Linked DNA regions of Homo sapiens: regions 1 and 3 are each linked to region 2. A link is an interaction called in ENCODE POLR2A ChIA-PET data of the cell type or tissue named here. Cell type or tissue: Panc1. All regions are shown on one strand. Region 1 overlaps SDK1 (sidekick cell adhesion molecule 1). Region 2 overlaps SDK1 (sidekick cell adhesion molecule 1). Region 3 overlaps SDK1 (sidekick cell adhesion molecule 1).

Region 1 (2,500 bases), 280 kb after region 2:
AAGTGGCAGGAGTGGTGGGAAGTTTACACACAGCATGGTCGCCAGCTAACTCTGCACCATTTCCTGCCACCACCTCTCCCCCTTCCCGAGGACCAAATAGTTATTCAGCGGAGAAGTTGAGAAAGACCCCGTAGTCCAAATGCCAGGTGTAGCAGAGTGGGAGGTGAGGACCTGAGAGGAGAAGTCTGCAGACTGAATGGTGGGGCCACTATCCTATTTTCTGCCGTCCTTCCTCAGACACCAGCAACTGATGTTTATGTCACAGTTTAGAAGCCAGGGGGCTGTCTCTGAAGAAATGGAATGGGTTCAGAGAGAGGACTTTCAGATATTTATATCTGAAAACAGAAATTATACTAGGTATTTCAACAGAGGGATTTAACACATGGTAAAGCCCCTCTCCCTTTTCCCGCCCTCCAGTCTCCTGTGGCTGCTCAATGGCAGGTTCTAACGAGGAGCCAGCTGGCAAAGGGGCCTGCAAAACCAGTCTGCAGAGAATAGTGTGGAAAGGTGGGTTTGGAGCTGAGAAATCAGAAGCGAATGGCCCACACAGAGGCAAATACCAGATCACATGGTTAAAAAGTCTAACAGTCGGCCAGGCGTGGTGGTCACACCTGTAATCCCAGCACTTTGGGAGGCTGAGGTGGGTGGATCACTTGAGGTCGGGAGTTCGAGATAACCCTGACCAACATGGTGAAACCCCATCTCACTAAAAATACAAAATTATCTGGGCATGGTGACGCATGCCTGTGATCCCAGCTACTCGGGAGACTGAGGCAGGAGAATTGCTTGAACCCGGGAGGCAGAGGTTACAGTGAGCTGAGATCATGCTATTGCCTGGGAAACAAGAGCGAAACTGTCGCCAAAAACACACACACAAAACCAAGTCTGGTAGTGGTTGCTTTTGGGCTGTGGAACTTGGGGCTAGGGAGGTTGGGACAGGGGAATATTCATTTTGGGGGCAGAAGCTAAAGTGTGTAGAAATTAACTTGACAGTAATCAAAGAGGTAGCCACCCTGCTTGGTTTGAATCACAGCTCCGTCACTCACTTGCTGTGTGACCTTGGGCAAGTTACTTAACCTCTCTGTGCTTCAGTATCCTCATCGGTAAATTGGGTCTAACAGCAGTGCCTAGTTCCTGGGGAGTGACAAAAATTATTTAATACTCTTAAAGCTCTTAGAACAGTGACTGGTATGTAGTAAATATTACATAAGTGGTAGTTTAAAAACAACAAAAAAAAAAACACCTGTACCATTAAGGGCTGAGATGGCAGACAAAACCTGAGCTTAGGTGAAGAGGAGTGTAACCTAGCAACATTGTGCTGGACTAGATGAATCCGCCTCGTGGAACTACAGCCAGTGAGTAGGAGTTGTGGAAACAGATTTAATCTTTGGGAACTGTTTTGAATTATTTAGGTATCGGGGCTCCGTATTTTACAAGAAGCTGAGGCAGAAGCCATGTCATATGGACCAGCTCATCATGGTGTGAGCATAAGGAAAGACTGACTTCGTGGCAGATGGTCATTCTAAGGTTCCCTCAGGGTCATCAGTCATGAGCCCAAAATAGCACGATGCTGCAGAGGCTGCCATCCTGAGGGATGCGGCTGCCGATGTGGTTGCTGCCTGGCCTTCATCCCCTCAGTACCCAGGCAGAGACCGAGTGGGATGGTACCACTTGCTCCCTTGGGTGGGGAGGACGATTGGAGAAGGATGAGTGGGCTCACAACAGGTGCCCACTCAGCGGAATCCAATTTCCTGTCTCTGAAAGGAGAATCAGTTTGTGAAATTGACCTTAATCAAGGGTGATCTGTTCGGAGAGTGCTCTATGGATGCCATTCTTTTCTGGGTCTTTTGGCCAGTTATGGAACAAAGCTCCTCAGTACCTGGCATTGCTTTGACACTGGCATGGAGTCAGGCATGGTGGCTCATGCATGTAATCTCAGCGCTTAGGGAGGGTGAAGCGGGAGGGTCACCTGAGCCCAGGAGTTTGAAACCAGCCTGGGCAACACAGGGAGAGTTTGTCTTTCCAAAAAATGCAAAAAAAAATTAGCCAGATGTAGTGGTTCATGCCTGTAGTCCCAGCTACTCAAGAGGCTGAGGCATGAGGATTGCTTGAACCCGGGAGTTCAAGGCTGCAGTGAGTTATGAGTGCACCACTGCACTCCCGCCTGGGCAACAGGACGAGACCCCCTTCCTAAATAACAAAACAAAATAACAAAAAAAACCCTTGCATTAACCTTAAACTGGGCCTCTCATAACTGCCTGGCTCCAGACCATTCCAGCCCCCCACTTCCATGCCCTAAAATGTCCAGATCCTGACCTGCAATTGCCTGAGGCCATGGGTCCTGAACCCCTTCACCCCTTCACCACAGACTCAACTGCATGTGCCTTTCCTCCTCCCTCTTTGCTTTCCTCTTCTCTTTCTTCCATCATTTCTAGTGAACATTAGATAATTAATTTTGTTGTTTTCCTAAGATCTACGTTCTTGAGGGCATGCACCGTGA
Region 2 (2,500 bases):
CCTCTTTTCCCTTACTTTCCTGACCCCATATTTTCTACTTATTTTCCTTCTGGCTGTCCCTTTGTCTGTCTGGCTTCTGTTTCTCTGACCAGGCATAAACTGCTACTGATAGTCAGGGTGTTGTCCATTGTCCTTGTTGTTCTACAAACTGTTGCCTTGTAATCTCGTAATTACCATCCAGAAGCTGGTGTTTTCTGAATATTTTTTTTTCTGGTTTCAGATTCATGTGGACAGTTGGCTGTTGACTTCTCTGTCCCTGAAGCTCTCAAAAGTATGCCCCAAATTAAGCTAATCATTACTCTTTCCTCTCTGACATCATCATTCTTCTTCTTCTTCTTCTTTTTTTTTTTTTTTTTGAGACAGAATCTTGCCCTGTTGCCCTGGCTGGAGTGCAGTGGTGTGTGATCTTGGCTCACTGTAACCTCTACCTCCTCGGTTCAAACAATTCTCCTGCCTCAGCCTCCTGAGTAGCTGGGATTACAGCTGCCCGCCACCATGCCTGACTAATTGTTGTATTTTTAGTAGAGATGGGGTTTTACCATGTTGGCCAGGCTGGTCTCGAACTCCTGACCTCAAATGATATACCCGCCTGGGCCTCCCAAAGTGTTGGGATTACAGGTGTGAGCCACCCCGCCCAGCCTTACATCATCATTCTTGAGATTGCAATTTAGATAGCTCTAATTTCAAGAGACCTTTCCTGATTCTTCAAAGTGTTCTGTACCTTTTCCATCTTGACACTTCGAACCCTAGTATTGAAATTGCCTTGTAGTGCATTGGCATTGCCCCAAACCTGTTTATTTCCCTCACTAGGCGTGAAATTCTTTGAAGGCAGGAATGGCTGCTATCAGTAGGTGCTCAATAAGTATTTGGGGATGGATAAATGAAGGAATGAATGATATTATAGGAAGTGAGTATTTTATTCAGTGCAGGATTTAGTTTGTTTTTCTGCTCTTAAAGGATAAACATATCTGCACTGTTTTAATAGAATGTTCTAGTAATATCTGTGGCAGTGATGGTGGGTCATAGCAGGCAGGCAGCAGTTGTGAACTCAGCATATCAGGGCAGCCTAAGGAAGGTGGGGTGTGTGTGTGTGTGTGCGTGTGTGTGTGTGTATGTATGTACATGCGTGTGATACTCAGACACACAGACATCCATCCATCTTAAGGTGTCAGAATATTAAGTAAGATTAAGTTGTGTTAGACAATGGAGTCTTACACAGTGACTTGACCCCCAGGATACCACTTCTGTTACAGATGCTTGGGGAGGGGTCCTCTGGTTTTTCTGTTTGTGCTGGATTTCTAATATTCATGATAGGAGCTTCTCAACCTAATCCTGGAGCCGGAGCTGCTTGGGTTTGAATCCCAGCTCTGCCAACATGTGACCTCAGGCAAATACCGTTACTTTTCTGTGTGTGTTTCCTCAGTTGTAAGACAGGGTAATGATAATACACACCTTCTTAGAGGTAATGTCTGTAAAGCAATTAAAGGGTGCCTGGCACGTGATAATTGCTATGTAGGGGCTTATTAAATACAACCACAATGTTTGGGGCCGTTGTGTTACCTCCATTTTACAGTTCCCAAAGTGAGACCCAAATAGCTGAGTGTTACGAAGTGTCCCTCCAGTAGCAGAGCTGGTCTGTCTGTCTCTGGGCCCCTCTTCCTCAACTGTGCTTACCTGCATCTTCACTCAACACTTAACCTCTGTTTAATGTCACAGGGCAGGCTCAGAGAGCAGCAGCCAGACATGGGTGTTTTCTACCTTCGGCCCTGCAGAGGATTTCTGTAAGAAAAGCAGCATGACAGAGAGAGCCCCCCAGGACATACAGAAAATGAGTACTTAGAGTCTAAATTATAGAGAATGGAATGTTAAGTCAGTGGTTCTCAGTTCAGACTGCACGTTAGAATCACCTAGTGGGCTTTTAAAATATACAGATGCCAGGGCTTCACCCCAGACTCATTAAATGAAGGTCTCCGAGTCATGAATAACATCGGTGGGTGGGGGCCAAGGACTTTCCAGAGCTCCCCAGGTAGTTCAGATATGCAGCCATGGTTGACAACCATTGACTTAGAACTGGGAGGGGGCTCCCTTATTCTCTTGTTCCTCCAGTGTTTCCTAAGCGTCGACCTTATCAAAAGTAGGTCTGACAGTGTGTTCCCAGTGCCTGGACCTGGATATTTTTTACTTCAGCTTTAATTCAAACCATTATGTGCTGCTAGTCACTGTGGTGTGGGAGCAGCAGTGCACAAGGTGGTGAGGAAGCCAGCCTGCCTCAAGGAGTTTAACATTTCCTAGGAAAGCAGTGTCTGAATACTTAGATGATTCTATAACTGACTTGCACAGACGTTCTGCTGTCACAGTAGGTATTACTGAATAATGTGGCTGCTCCAAGTTTTTTAGTTATGTTCCATGTAGTTGTGAGTCACTGCCAAGGCACTCGGTCTTCTAAAGGGTCTCTGAAAAATCACTGACGTGAGGCGGATTAATAGGCAAAAAGGCATGG
Region 3 (2,500 bases), 88 kb before region 2:
TTGAATCTCCTTGTCAGTGGCAAACTGGAGAGCTTTCCATACTTCTGTGCAAAGGAAAGCATACCCCAGAGCAAAAACAAAATAAAATGCTACTTAATATTCAATGTGGTGTCCTTTGAATTTAAAAGTTGTAGTGATACTATTATAGCAGAATTAACATTATTGTCATATTAGCATTGGAACTTTCCCATTTATTTTTGGCTTGGTGAATTTGAAAGTGTTGTTTAACAGAAAAGATTTTAAAAGGTTAGATGCAATAGCATTTATTTTGCACAGTTTGATGGATTGCCAGCAGCAGGGAAAACTACAACTCAGATCGTTTCAACAACTTTCTGTTCTTGGATTTTTCCTTTCTCACCAATTTTTCTTTCAGAGCAATAATCATTTTACTGTATATGAAAGAGATACCTAAATATCAGGTATCTAGTTAGGTGCTAATGAACTCCTCCTGCCCATTTTTTAATTGTTTGCTTTATCATAGCTCTAAGTAGTCGTGCTAATCTTTTAGGGGGAGGGTTAAGGAAAGATTTTACTTAATTTTGGGATTTACTTTGTCTTTTACAGAGCTTGATATGTGGCTTAACAGTAAGTAGGATTATAGCAAGTTGTTATTTTAGAGAAAGTAAACGTTATCTCATTATATTCTTTTTTAACATAATGAGAATCTTTATGGAAGAATTTGCGACAGCTCAAGAACATTTTTTAAAATTTAATTTTAAGTTCCAGGATACATGGGCAGGGTGTGCAGAGTCGTTACATAGATAAACATGTACCATGGTGGTTTGCTGCACCGATTAACCCATCACCAAGTATTAAACCCCACATGCATTAGCTATTTATCCTGATGCTCTCTGTCCTTCCACACCTCCCTGATAGGCCCCAGTGTGTGTTGTTCCCCTCCCTGTGTCCATGTAAGAACAGTTCTTTTTAAAGGTTAGTACTTGGATTGTTTTATTGTTGTACTGTTTAAGCAGCTTTGTTGAGAAAGAGTAAATTAAAGCTTTTATCAATTTTTTTTTTTTTAACAGCAAATCTGTACTCTCCTTTTTTTTTTTTTTGGTGGCCCAGGCTGGAGTGCAGTGGCGTGATCTTGTCTCACTGCAACATTTGCCTCCTGGGTTCAAGTGATTCTCCTGCCTGAGCCTCCTGAGTAGCTGGGACTGCAAGTGTGTGCCACCACGCCCAGCTAATTTTTGTAATTTTAATAGAGACAGGGTTTCACCATGTTGGCCAAGCTGGTCTTGAATTCCTGATCTCCAGTGACCCGCCTGCCCTCCTCGGCCTCCCAAAGTGCTGGGATTACAGGTGCAAGCCACCGAGCCTGGCCTGCACTCTCACTTCTAGTTATCAATGTTAAATTTATCATTTGTCACTAAATAATTATGATATTCATAATTACCAAAGCCTTTTAAAACTGCATTTTTATAATTTTTGCTACTTGCTGATAGAAGACCTTTTGACTTAAATATCTAAGTTTTAGATTGACATTAGTTTTGATATATAAGGTTTAGTTTTCAGTATTGAGCTGCTATCTGTAAACTAATTATATTTTGAAGTGAAATTAGTGGAGAATGGACATTTTCTACATTGCGTGAGCGTCTACAGCTAGAGAGTATCTCTAGGCAGTGAGGTAGCTTTCTGTTGGCTCTTAGATGGGATCACATTCTTTGGGCTTGACAGTGGATGTTATGTCAAAAGTCATAACTCCTCTGATTTAGAGATGACATTTAGAGTACTGTAGGTTTATGAGAACCTGCTCTTAACCTTAAATAACAGAGCTGCTGCCAGGGCTGCTGCCTTCCTTCCTGGTTTTTGGGTGCTTGAGACTCTTGGAAAGTGGGCCAGATGCAGTGGCTCCTATCTGTAATCCCAGCACTTCTGGAGGCTTAGGCGGGCATATAGCTTCAGTCCAGGAGTTGTGAGATTCTTGGAAATGTAAAGCATAGTTGATGAGAGGGGGAATTAAATAGCAGACCGGATGGTTCTCAAAATAAAATAGGAAATTAGAAGATATGAGGCCTTAATAACAACAACAGCAAAAATGAGATGTATCTATCTATAATGAGATTTCTGAATGTCATAATACAGAGACAATTCTGTATCCAATTAGAATAAAACTTGTTACCTTCAAGTGGAATGAATCAAATGCAATAATTCTATACCCAGCCAAACTACTCTTACATAGGTGGTCAGAGGATCAATATTTAAAAACCTGCTATTATTCTAACTTTGAATCCTTTCAGGAAAAAAAAAATTTAGAAAATACTTAAGGCATTGGTGAAGTCAAGAGTGAAAACCTCATAGGAAAGAATATGTGGCTTATATGCAACCGATTAACTTGAGTCAAATCTAAATAAATGTTAGTAGGTTGTGAAGCTAAGTGGATTCATTGACATGAAAAATACTATAGAATATAACCAACTTTTCTTAATACTGGAAGTCCTTTTGAAAAATCAAATTATTGCTGGGTGTGGTGGCTCATGCCTGTAACCCTAGTAAC

What was found. Peaks named below come from ENCODE experiments on the same cell type or tissue, not always from the same donor. Only the 100,000 strongest peaks of a DNase experiment are listed, where the experiment ranks them.
Region 1: POLR2A ChIA-PET joins it to region 2 with 5 read pairs; 2 of 35 experiments call an interaction of 5 or more read pairs at or near these places.
Region 3: POLR2A ChIA-PET joins it to region 2 with 5 read pairs; 2 of 35 experiments call an interaction of 5 or more read pairs at or near these places.

Annotation. Positions count from the first base shown.
Region 1 is chr7:3,789,937-3,792,436 of GRCh38, forward strand. The region is part of intron 4 of SDK1 (sidekick cell adhesion molecule 1); the gene reads left to right. Among named protein-coding and RNA genes, the nearest start is that of SDK1-AS1, 440 kb to the left of the region's middle. In Panc1, no CTCF peak of the experiment used is centred here; no DNase peak of the experiment used is centred here.
Region 2 is chr7:3,507,988-3,510,487 of GRCh38, forward strand. All of the region lies in intron 1 of SDK1 (sidekick cell adhesion molecule 1), which reads left to right. Among named protein-coding and RNA genes, the nearest start is that of SDK1-AS1, 160 kb to the left of the region's middle. In Panc1, no CTCF peak of the experiment used is centred here; no DNase peak of the experiment used is centred here; H3K27ac peaks cover 884 bases.
Region 3 is chr7:3,420,049-3,422,548 of GRCh38, forward strand. The region is part of intron 1 of SDK1 (sidekick cell adhesion molecule 1); the gene reads left to right. LOC124901577 (a long non-coding RNA gene) reads left to right here. Exons shown (of 2, transcript XR_007060196.1): 1 at 1-2,500. Among named protein-coding and RNA genes, the nearest start is that of SDK1-AS1, 69 kb to the left of the region's middle. In Panc1, no CTCF peak of the experiment used is centred here; no DNase peak of the experiment used is centred here.